Regions from separate parts of the Homo sapiens genome. Here region 1 is linked to region 2. A link is a loop called in an ENCODE intact Hi-C map of the cell type or tissue named here. Cell type or tissue: endothelial cell of umbilical vein. All regions are shown on one strand. Links, peaks and the distances in the headings refer to the core of each region. The heading gives the core; the rest is flanking DNA. Region 1 overlaps SPTLC3 (serine palmitoyltransferase long chain base subunit 3). Region 2 overlaps ISM1 (isthmin 1).

What was found. Hi-C counts contacts between places; a loop is a spot of excess contacts. Peaks named below come from ENCODE experiments on the same cell type or tissue, not always from the same donor. Only the 100,000 strongest peaks of a DNase experiment are listed, where the experiment ranks them.
Region 1: it touches region 2 in a loop (10-fold over the local background); 48 of 110 quality-filtered maps call a loop at or near these places.

The regions. Positions count from the first base shown.
Region 1 is chr20:13,115,842-13,122,901 of GRCh38, reverse strand. SPTLC3 (serine palmitoyltransferase long chain base subunit 3) reads right to left here. Exons shown (of 12, transcript NM_018327.4): 8 at 5,177-5,396. It also overlaps a transcript of TASP1 not described here. Among named protein-coding and RNA genes, the nearest start is that of ISM1, 100 kb to the left of the region's middle. RefSeq lists an enhancer at 609-658. In endothelial cell of umbilical vein, for the core only: a CTCF peak has its summit at 3,192 (motif pointing left); a DNase peak (open chromatin) is centred at 3,161.
Region 2 is chr20:13,260,845-13,265,448 of GRCh38, reverse strand. The region is part of intron 1 of ISM1 (isthmin 1); the gene reads right to left. It also overlaps a transcript of TASP1 not described here. Among named protein-coding and RNA genes, the nearest start is that of ISM1-AS1, 23 kb to the right of the region's middle. RefSeq lists a silencer at 3,033-3,327. In endothelial cell of umbilical vein, for the core only: a CTCF peak has its summit at 3,194 (motif pointing right); a DNase peak (open chromatin) is centred at 3,198; H3K27ac peaks cover 239 bases.

The sequences.
Region 1 (7,060 bases), core at 1,782-4,281, 140 kb after region 2:
TACGCATTGGTAGACCCATACATCAAACCAAGGATTTTCAGCCTAACTCTTCCTCCATCCTTATGGGGAGGGGTGGCAGTAGGAGTGAAAAGAAAGGAAAAGAGAGACATTTTCAATAAGGGAGTACCCAGGCTTGATGACAGGTTGAATGACCCTGAAGAGATAATAAGGCTAGAAGCTAACAGCATAGCTGATATTCCCTGGTGGCCTGAGGTTCCATTTTAAGAACTTTGTATGCATTAATACATTTAAATTTCACAATAACTCTTTAAGGTAGGTACTGTTTTAATTCCCATTTTATAGACAGAACAACTGAATCACAGAAAAGTTTACACAATTATTCCCAAAAGGTGGTAGAACAAGGATTTGGACCTAAAGAAGCTGGCTCTGGAGCCCCACCCTTAGGCCACACTCGACTTCTCCAGACTTCTCCCCAGAAGAGTAAGCTTGGTGTGGTGTGAGGGGGTCCAGGAGAACACAGACCCCAATTCCACTCTCCTTACCCTGCGGTACTTTCCCTAACCCAGAGACTGTTCCTCTTTTTGGAGCAGGTGGGGAGTTCCTGATCTACTCATCTATATGGTACTAAATCACAGATTGAGTCACATTGGTCTCCAAATGTTTCATGTCTATCTCTCTTGTTTCTCCAAAAGGGACTGAAACTTCCTTGAGAGCAGGGATGGAGCTTTACACTTCTTTTAAAATCCATAGTGGTGGATACCTAGTGGTGGCCTGCTAAATATTGACCGTCTAATGGAAAACAGACGGGTTTTAGAGATGGAGGAAAGGTGGCCAGGGGCCTCAAAGCATATAGGGTATTACTCAACTGCATTCTCAGGGACAAGTGTAGCAATTGTCTCTTAGCTTGGGGACCATCACTGACAAAGATCAGACAAGGAAGTAAAACAAAACTTCCTTTGATCTTGAAAAGGGCTCTTCCCAATGTCCCCAACCCTAATTCACAGATTGAGACATTTTTTAAAGTCAAGGTCATGAGCCTTCTTAGTTTGAATAAATACCTCATCGGTGCAGCACTGGTTCTTTTTAATGTTAAGACTATCTTGCCCAAAATTTTATTTTTTTTGGACTGAGTTTGCTTTCTCTCAGGGTCTGAGTTTCTGGATGGAAGTTTATTTGCTTGTGTGTTTCAAAAAATGGAGCTCTTTGAGTAACTTCTGGAGAGTGTCAGGGAGAGCCTTGATTCCTGGCTACTAATTCCCCCTCTCGTTCCCCCATTGGGTGCTATGAGCCATGAGTTAAGAGGTGGCTTTGGTCTTTTGCAAGGCGAGTCTGGGTCGTGTCTTCTTCAGGGTGGGTTAGAGGTCTCCTCGTATCGAGGTTTCCACGTCCATTTGGAAGTTCAAAACCCTGATTGTTTTCTCTACACACAGGCCTGAAGTTCAAGGGCAAGGGTGGCCTTTTGGGAGGAAATCAGACAGGAGACTCTTAGAATAAACATCTTAGAGCTCACTCCCTGACCCCTGCTTACTTCAAAGGGATGTTAAATACAGCCAGGGCCTAGTGTGCAGGGCAGAGCTCACTTTTTAGAGTGACCTGGCTTTGGCTGGCATGCAGGCTTCTGGGGCTAATGCTCACCCCAAATTTGTCTGCCCTGTCCCAGTTCCCTTCTCCAGAATTCCAGCCCTGCAACCTATCAGTTACAAGGGCTACCATCGCTTCATTCATTTGCAAGTCTCTGGTCAGCCTGTGGAGGCTGTGGGAGCCAGTGTTCGGCACCAGGCATGCAGGTGGACTCAAGATCCTTGCCTGGGGAAAAGTTTGGGGTCTTCGGCATTGACCACATTTCCCAGCAACAGGATCAATACAAATGTGAAAGAATAAAAATAAGAAACCTAGTCCCATCAGCTTAGGCTTTCCTTCAAAGAAGCCATTCATGGCACGGAGCTCTGACAGGTGGAGAGAAGTAGTGATCTGGAATTTCATCAGGAAGGTCTTGAAAGGACAGACTCCTCCATGTTAGGCTGTTCACTGTGCATCTATAGCGGCTCCAAACCCAAAGTGAGCAAAACAGCAAAACTCTGCTGGCTCTGGACAGACTGTTAGCAGTTTCCTTGAGGTGGAAAGTGGGGATCACAGCCTGGCAGCAACTTCCAATTAGCAGAGGGGAATTTGTAGGACACTTTGTGAGGAAAAGGCTCTGAGATAAAAACAAAACCTCTGTTTCCTCTAGTAGTATCGTCATACTAAACCATTTTTTTCTCCTTGTTTTCAAATGTGTTTCATTACATGTCTCATCTGGTTGCTAATATATAAAACTCTGACCTTGACCCATTCCATAAAGATTTCCAGAACCTCCTAGACACTGTTACTGGGAATGCAGCCCCTCTATACCAATATTAACATCACTTAAAAAGAGAGTTAAGAGCCAGATGTTTTTATCTCTTTTTTCTAGATTTTTGGAGCTAACTGATTATTTTCAAATTTCAGGGTTTACTGAGAACCCTATGAGAACAGTGAAATTGAAATTATACACAGTTTCAGAAAAACAGCAAGTCTGAATGTGTGTACTTTAACTTTTTTTATGTTCAATTTTGTTGCTTTTGTATACATTGGTTTGGAATCCTAGCTATTTTGCAATAATCCCCGAATTTGAGATATACGGGAAGTATCTGGGAGATTATTCATCTGTCTATCAACTATCTATCTACCTATCTATCTGTCTTACAGTACAGTTATCAGAGTTTGAAAACTCTACTCTTAATTATTTAAACATACTAGTAGAAGTAGTTTTTTCAAACAAAAATCTTTAGTATTTGCCGAATCCTAATTTAAACAGACTCAAAGTAAAAATTCTTCACAAAATTATCTGAAGTTCATAGGAATAAAATATATGTTTGACTTGAAATTATACATAATGAAACTTAACATAATTAAAAAGAATTAAAGGTACAAAGGAACGGATACATAAGTTCCATCAAATCATGGGCTCATTAAGCCGAAAGGAAGCCAGTTTACCCAGGTTTATCACAGTCTGACCAAAATCATTCCACACAGGTGTGTATCTGACTGATTTTTAAGTCATCAGGGATACAGGCATTTTCTCAAATGCCCTCCTGCTCACCGCCCAGGTCTTGGAAACAGCCCCTATGTTTTCAAGGTTTTGCATCTTGCTGTTTTAGGGCAGATCTCAGCGTAGGCTAACGAATCTCTGCCAGACACGCTCTAATTCTTGCTGCCATCTAGTGGTAAATTTAGACACTGCAGTGTAACATGAAGGGAAGAGAAGACAGAGAAAGGTGGGGAGGAAAAAGGAGGGAGAGGAGAGGGAATGAACAATGCGACCCTCTGTATCCAAATATGCATAAAATGAGCATTTTAAGAGATAAGAAAATGAACAGATGTACATACTTTTTCTGCATCCCGATTAATGTAAATAATGGTAATTTTCACAATTGCTCAGTATCTATGCCAAATGAATAGAAATTGTGTGGACAAGAACGCCTACATCTTAAAAATACTCTAGCTGACATCAGAATGGAGAGCATGAGAGAGAATCATGGTGAACTGGTGTTTACTTCTGCTAGTCGCGAGCCTTTGTTTAAAGTGGGTATCAAATGAAGCTACTCTAGGGGGAAAAATGTGACATCCACCAAATTTGACAACATTTCAAGAATTGGCTTGCTTCGGTTTATTCAGGTGCCTTTGGTTCAGGAAGTAGAGTTATGCTTCGTTAAAAATTTTGTAGTTCAGAACTGCTGCTAAAGTAATCACAAAACCACAAGCTCACAGAGCAATGTAGCCAGGATCAGGGAGCTCCTAAATTTGAGACCCTCTGCTCCTACTGCTTCGACAGTCTAGGAAGGGAACATTTAACCTTTCACCAGATTTAGCTGAATTTTGTAAGATCCTGGGCTTTCCCAATGGTTTTAGCATTACCCAGCTGATTCCCACAGGCCAGTGAAGAGGGGATGAAAAACAATGCTTTGAGCCCGAAAGAAAGCAGTGCTTATTGAAGGGTAAAGGCCACTTAAAACTCTGAACATTTTAAGCATCTGTGCATTTCATGGCAGGGCCAGTGGCCAGAATTAAATCTGTTGTTTTAAATCATGAGCTTTCAATGAGAGGACTGTTTTCTGCTGCACTTCTTGGTTTGTCTAACTGGTTTACCAGAAGTCTGAACTCTTGTTCCTGTTCATCACAATAGGTAAGAAAGTGGGGATTTTTGTTGATACCACTTGCATGCACTGGTTTTGGGCCTGGTGTGGCATCCTAGGCTGAGCCAACATCACTGTCACATCTGCTCTTTGGGACAGGTGTAGGTTTGTCTGAGATAGGTGTCAGAATTTGGACAAGGCTATCCTCTCATTGTTCAGATAACTGGCTCCTTTATCTCTCAAACCCAGGTTTGAATATTGGATTTTCTTTGTCCCTTTCCTTTCCCTCCTTTTAAATTTCTCTCAAATATTTATTGTTTTTTTTTGTTTTTTTTTTCCACAAACCTCTTGGTGATATTGGCACTAGAATGACAGGGCCAACACTCACTTAACAGTCTAATCCCAGCAGATCAGAATTTTTAAGGCATATTGATAAGATATTGGAGAATGGCAGGATTTGACCTATGGTGTATGCAACATTATGGAAAGAATTTTTTTTGCAGAGAATATTTCTTAAAAGTACATTCCTGCCACCGTTTTGATTAAAACTCTTAAAACCCACAACTTGTAGCATAGGGTCAGCCTCCCTAATAACTAACATTGCCTACTGTTGCTATTATCTTCTTTGTGTTTTTTAATGCTTATAGTTTTCAGAACATCCCTTATCACTTCTGGCTTGGTATACATTATTCTCTCTGTGTGTTAAATATGGCCCCCCATTATTTGTCTACCAGATGGATATTCATTCTAAACCATGTCCTAGATACTACTTAACAGAGTTAATTATTCCTCTGCCTGGTACTTTGCATCTTATGTACACGGCCAGTGTTGCCATTTCATTATAGTGTGATCACTCATCACATGCTCCTCTTCACTATTCGAGGGAGAGCTCCTCGATATTCTGGGCCTTATCTGGCTGTGAACCCACTGTAGCCAGGCTGGAGTGATCAGCTGAGGTGTGGTGAACTGAATTGAAGCTTTCATGAAATTCAGAGAAGCCCTACACACGGCATCCCCAGGGCGCTCAGGTTTTAAACAGACACAAGCAGGCCCTCTCTTACCTTCCTTCCAGCTATGTAACCTCCTGAAGCTCCAAAACTTTTGGTGAATGTGCCCATGAGCACATCAACTTCATGAGGGTCTAGTCCAAAGAACTCCGTGACACCCCGGCCGGTTGGGCCCACGGCCCCAATACTGTGAGCTTCATCTATGTAGAGGTAAGCCTTGTATTTCTTCTTTAGAGCTATGATCTGGGGCAGATGCACGATGGAACCTTCCATGCTAGGGCAGAAGGAGAAATGCTCATAACTAACAAATACCCTCCTGGGAAGCTCTGTCAGTTTCCCCATCAATACATCCTAGACAGTCTTCCCTGACACACGCCATTCCTTTGTTCTGAAGGCATGTTTTATTTGGCTGAGACAACCCTTTCAATCTTGTAAGGCCACTTGGGCATTTCTATGCTACTTGGATAAAATAATTTACATTCAATGGATTTAAGTGCTTTTGGTTTCAGCTAATTCTCAAGCAAACAATCAGCTCACTGCATTATTGATCCAATTTATTTGTAAAGCCAACTGGTGTAACTAGACTGACCATTCTGGATTCTAGATATTCTGCTAGAATTGATTAAATTACCCTATAGTCATTCCCTTTATCAGCCTGGCATTGCCTTTTTGGCCAGGTCTGTTTGACTTAAATTTGGTGCTTGAATTGCCATAGATTAAAAGAGGGAATTAAAAAGACACAGAACTTTATTTAAGACATCATAGTGTTAATTAAAGTAAAATAGGAAGTCTTTGAGACCTCTTGTTCAATACCCACTTCAAGTCAAAGACCGAGGTGTCTCCTCTTTCTGTTCCTTTAGGGCAGAGGAACAGAAAGTTGAGTGAACATCAGAATCCTCTGAAGGATTTGTTAAAACACAGATTGCTAGACTCCTACCCCAGAGTTTCTGATTCAGTCGGTATTGGGTGGGCTGAGAACGTGCATTTTTGCCAAGCTCCCAGGAGATGCTGCCACCAATGGTTGCGGACCACATATAGAGGGCCACTGCTGTAGATGAACTCTTTTGTTTTAGCCCTAACTGTTTTATTTTTCATGATATTGTAAGTTGCAAAAGCACTTCAAGTCCTGTGATCTGGGACAGATACACGATAGAACCTTCCATGCTAGGGCAGAGACAGAAATGCTCTAAATTAACAAAGATCCTCCTGGGAAGCTTTGGTACATCCTCCGGCACAAAGGGAAAAAAATGTAGTCTATGAATAAATAAAATTAAAATTTCTATTTACATGGCACCTCTGGGACTCAATGGATTAAAAAAATCTGACAGTAATCAGTTCTCAGAACACTTTGCAAGCTGTGTCTATGTTGCACACAGTTTTGACTGCATTGACAGGCAAGTTGTACGAAAACACACAGACACACTCACCACACAAAGGAACTTGTCAAACAATTCAAACAACCGTTTAGGTTAGTTCAAGAGCTAATTCATTGAATCAAACAGAGTTGAACGTCTCCTTTTTCCCCTAATTATTTATTAGATTAAATTTAATGTATTAAAAAATAAGCTTAAGTGTTAGGTCGATTCAGTCAAAACAGTCCAGCTGGCTGTGTGCACAGTCACCCAGACCAACGGGTGTTGGTTTGGAGAGAGTATCATGATCACTGGGTGCAGCATTTGTGTGTTCCACGAGGTAGTTTTGGATGGCCGAGTTCAGATTTTAATGAAATAAAGGCCAAATACAGTTGTCTTTTCTTATGTAAGTTTGTGAGTTAATTCCAACATGTTCTTAAATTAATTGCTTGTTAAAATTGTTTCCATTGAGGGGAAGACAGTCTGGCCATCTGGCTGCCTAAGCTTACTAACTGTGAGCTTGGGCAATTTGCGTGATGTTCTCTGCTTCAGTTTCCTCATATGCAATACAAACAGGATGATGGGC
Region 2 (4,604 bases), core at 2,105-4,604:
TTGTACTTGACTGATGTACACTGAATCTATCAAAATCCATAAGGATACTCATGAAGGAGAGAAATCCAGAAAACCTACTGTTACCATTTGAGGTAGGTATTATAAAACTCCTTCCTTTGCAAATTGGTATTAAAAAGAAAGAAAGGTTTTCAGAGGAAGCAATGTTTGAACTGAAATAAAAAAGGCTTGTAAACGTACAGCAGATGCATCAGGTTAAGAGAACAGGGAGCTGGGGAGGGGTTCAGGAGCTTTGCAATCTTGGTGAAGGAGTCTCTCAGGTCTGACAGAGCTGTGGTTTATAGATCCAAAGGGTTTCAGAGCTGAAATGTGGTGAGAGTAACGATCAGAGACACCTGCTGTTTTCATATGAAATAACAGAGTTAAATATTATACACATCGGGCCCAACGCACAGTCTTAGCCCACCAGCCTTTGGTCTGACAGCCTTCTATCACACTGCGCTGTGACTTGTCCACTAGGCTACCACTTCTCTGGTAGCATCCTCTGGGGCACTTGGAGGTTTGCTGAAGCTACATGGTGCTGGGATCTCATCCCTCCTTCCTCATTCTCATCAGCTGGCCCTGGATGCCCTTGGGAAAGCTCTGCTGAGATGAATCAAGAAGAGAAAACCTCTCATCTTTAGGCTGGGTGCAGTTTTTCTCAGATGACAAATCCACACGTTTTAATCACTTGTGTCCTTTATACTGAGTACATCCTGGTCCAACACCAAGAATGTCCAATCACTGCCTCCAGCCACTGCATAGCTGGCGTTGCTCATCGTGGCTGTGTTTGTGACCAAGGTGGATGGCCATAGCCACATCTAGGGTCAGAGTGGTCAGAATGGCCAGAGTCCCCCAGCTGGTCATTTGACACAGGCAGATGAATACAAAAGAGAGGGAGTGAGGTTTTTTGGACAACCAAGCCACAGGGCAAATTAGGATGAGCACTACAATAGGAGGAAGATAAAGCTATGGAAATGAGTGATGCATCCTCTTTTGGAAAAAATGTGCTAAGCATCATTGTCCCAGTCTGCAAATAGCCACCTGCCCTATTCTGCAAACACCAACCAAGGACTGGAATCTGAAGAACAGGGTTGATTTCACCACTTTCAGAACCTCCAGAAGAGGCACAAATCAGTAACAAATTGTGGCTGTCTAGGAAAGTTTAGTACTTTTTCTCTTTAAGGCAAAAACTGGTAACTATTCCCCAGATTAACACAATCAGGCAGACTTCTTGAAGGCAGACTGGCTGGCAAATTTCTGAAAGGCAAAGAACAGGCCCTGTCTTCAGTCTCCAAACTCCCTCCTCCTTCCCCCAGTTTCACAAGCTCAGGGGGCAACAAATAAGTACTAGTTGATGATAATGATGGCTAAAGTTATCATTGGGTAACGAGGGCCTAGTTAGATTTTATTTTAATTAGGCTCAGGCTACAGGCCTCATTACCCCTAATGTGGCTTTTATGTGGGATTCTAAAGAAAAACAAAAAAACCCTAGGAATCTTCTACTGAAGATATTAAAGAAGATATTATTAGCAATGCATTTGGTCTCATAGACTTTGAACAACAAACAACAGAGATTATAATTAATGTCACTACAGCCTCTCTCCTTAAAACAAACTAACAATATAGTTAATTAGCAATATATCCTCATTTGGGGCTGGACATCTGCATATTATTATCGACAATGCTTGTTTCCTTTTTCCAGATGAAAGGAAGCCATACTGCACCCAGGCACATGGCTGTGCGCCTTCCACATTCAAACACTCCATTTTCTTCTACCCACAATAAACACACTCGGGGCTTTATCTGTGCCGAGCATCGATTTTGTCTGGAACAGTTCCACACATCTAAAAATAAGTTCAAGAATGCCACTAGTGGTATTTCAAAGGGAAGAGCAAAAGTTTTGCCATTTGAAGAGATAAAAGAAGAAAATGGCACACTGATTATCTTTAACATGATTGAGGAGCAAGCACTCCTAAGATGAGAAAACCAGGAGAATGAATAAAGTGAGTTTTAGACCATAAAATCGGCTTTCTAGAAGGGGCACACTTGTTCTTAGTGCTCAGGAAGATGGATGGAGACCACGATCCTAGGAGTGGAAGCAGGGGGTGGTGGGGGGCTTGTTGGGACTTATTCTGAGAAGTGTTGGAAAGAGGCAGCCAGGATGCACTGGGGAAAAACTGCACTGTGAAGACACAGATGACAAGGCTGACCAGCTGCTGCTCTCATGAAGCCTGTGTATGATGGCAATCATTCCCCTTCAGGCAGCAGGAACAGAGCAAATGTCAATGGCCGTATTTTATAGCAAGCATGACAGTGCAATGCCCCTTTAGGAACTATTGCTGGCAGAGGGGAAACGGCCATACGTATGCTTCAGTCTTTGCTGGGCACTCTGACGACAGCCCTGAGAGCCAGTGACACAGGTACATCATGGGCTCAAGAATTCAGGAGGGTCTCAGTCCTGGTTTGGGAATGGAGCCTGCTGTCACGGTCTGACTAATAGCTGAGGAATCCCTAGTTATGGCGGCAGAATGTATCATAACGATGTTTACTTTAGGGCTTGGCAGTGACCTCGTTTATTATCTCAGGCTTTAGAAGAAATGAAGAATGGGCAACTCTTTGCATTTGGGTAGGGAGCTGGCTTTGAGGTGGAGGGGCCACCCATCCCTGTGTATCTCTCCTCATTGAAGGTTCTTGGGGCCGGCTGACAAAATGGAGATCAACACTTCACTGGTGTGTCTTGAATACTTCTGTAAACTGCTTTGATCTTGAAAATGTGCAGATTATTGGTGAATTTTTTCAAGTTGTGCTTTCTCCATTGCTGGCAAAGAAAACAGAGTGGTAGCTTTTCCAGGACCGATTTCTTTTATGTCCTGTTAGGCTAAAGAATGAACTGAAATGAAGGATAAATTATTCTTTCAAGTGTAAGAAAACATGTAAGAAGCAGAGTACACGAGTGGAAAGTGAGTTAGGCCAAAAAAAAAAAGAAAAAGAAAAACAAACCCTTCACACATCACCTAAAACATCCCTGCAAATGTAGAGAGATGGAGAAATCATACTTTCCAGAACCACTTTGATAAAGCCCTTGTGGTGTGAGGCCAGCCATCCTCAGCATCCAGTTAAGGGCAAGGCTTTCTATCAGCCTTCCAGGCTGCAGCTAACCAGCTCAGGGCTATAAAGGCCAGGCCACCAGTGGCCACCAGGGGGCTTCCATCCCTCCTCTTCAGCCCTGTTAGAGTTCAGCCACCCCTTTAAGTCAAACTTTGAGCAAATATTTAATGAGTGTGGATTATTGGTGATTTTCCAAGTTGTGCTTTCTCCATTACCGGCAAAGAAAACAGAGTGGTAACTGTCTAGGACTCGGTTTCCAGGACCCAATTTGAAGAGGCACCAGATCATTAGTGCACCTAAAAGGCCCAAGTATCTAAGTCCTCCTACGACCAGAGGGAACGGGTGTCGAACAGGACACCAGAAGGCGAACATCTCCTGCAGTGATTCTGTGTCTCCCTGCATAGAATGAGGGGATATAAGGCCCAGGCCAAGGCTGGTGTTCTGTTGGTGAGAGGGAGAACCTGGAAATTAAGCCAAAGGACATGGATGGCAGAGTTCAGAAGCTGAGGTCTGGGGTAGGGGTGGCCTAGGGACCCTTGCCAAGTTATTATCCTAATTAAGGAGATGGATTCTTCTCAACACTAAAGTTAAGAACCCTCATTGAAACCTATTGCTAATCTCTCTGCTCCAAGTACTTCTAAAATGGGTTTCAAAGGTCATTGGACGTTAACCTTGGAATCCTGAAAAGGGTTCAGGGTACTGTGGAAAGGACTGGGGCCAGGAGTTTCAAGGTCTGGGTCTGGGTCCCAGCATTGCCTCTTCCTGTTTTGTGAGCTTTGGTAAGTTATTGCACCTCTGCACTTATGGTAGACTGGTTGGCAAAAATGTCCACAAATTCTTCTTTTCTCTAAAGATCCACGCCTCAGGTAGTTGCTTCCACACTCTTTGAGCTTCTTTTTTCTTTTTTTTTTTTTTGAGACAGAGTTTCACTCTTCCCTCTTGTTGCCCAGGCTGAAGGGCAATGGCGCGATCTCGGCTCACTGCAACCTCTGCCTTCTGGGTTCAGGCGATTCTCCTGCCTCAGCCTCCAGAGTAGCTGGGATTACAGGTGCCCACCACCACCACACCTGGCTAATTTTTTATATTTTTAGTAGAGACGGGGTTTTACTATGTTGGCCAGGCTGGTCTTGAATTCCTGACCTCAGGTGATCCACCCAACTCAGCCTCTCAAAGTGCTGGGATTACGGGCATGAGCCACTGTGCCTGGCCTTCTTTGAGCTTCTTACTGCGGCCAAAGGGACAACAGTTAACAGAGACTTGAAAAGCACTTGTGCCTTAGGATTGCCTATTTTTTTTTGCTCTTTGGAATGCTGAGAACACTCGGTGAAGAAGGCCAAGCTAGCCTGTTGAATGGTGAGAGACGTGTGCAGCAGAGATAATTTATACCAGATTCACCAGCCTGCCAATGGCCAGTCACTCAGATGGAGACTGTCCTAGACCATCCAGCCCTGGCTGAGCCTCCCCAGGCTATGAGAGCCACCCTGCTGACCCAGAGA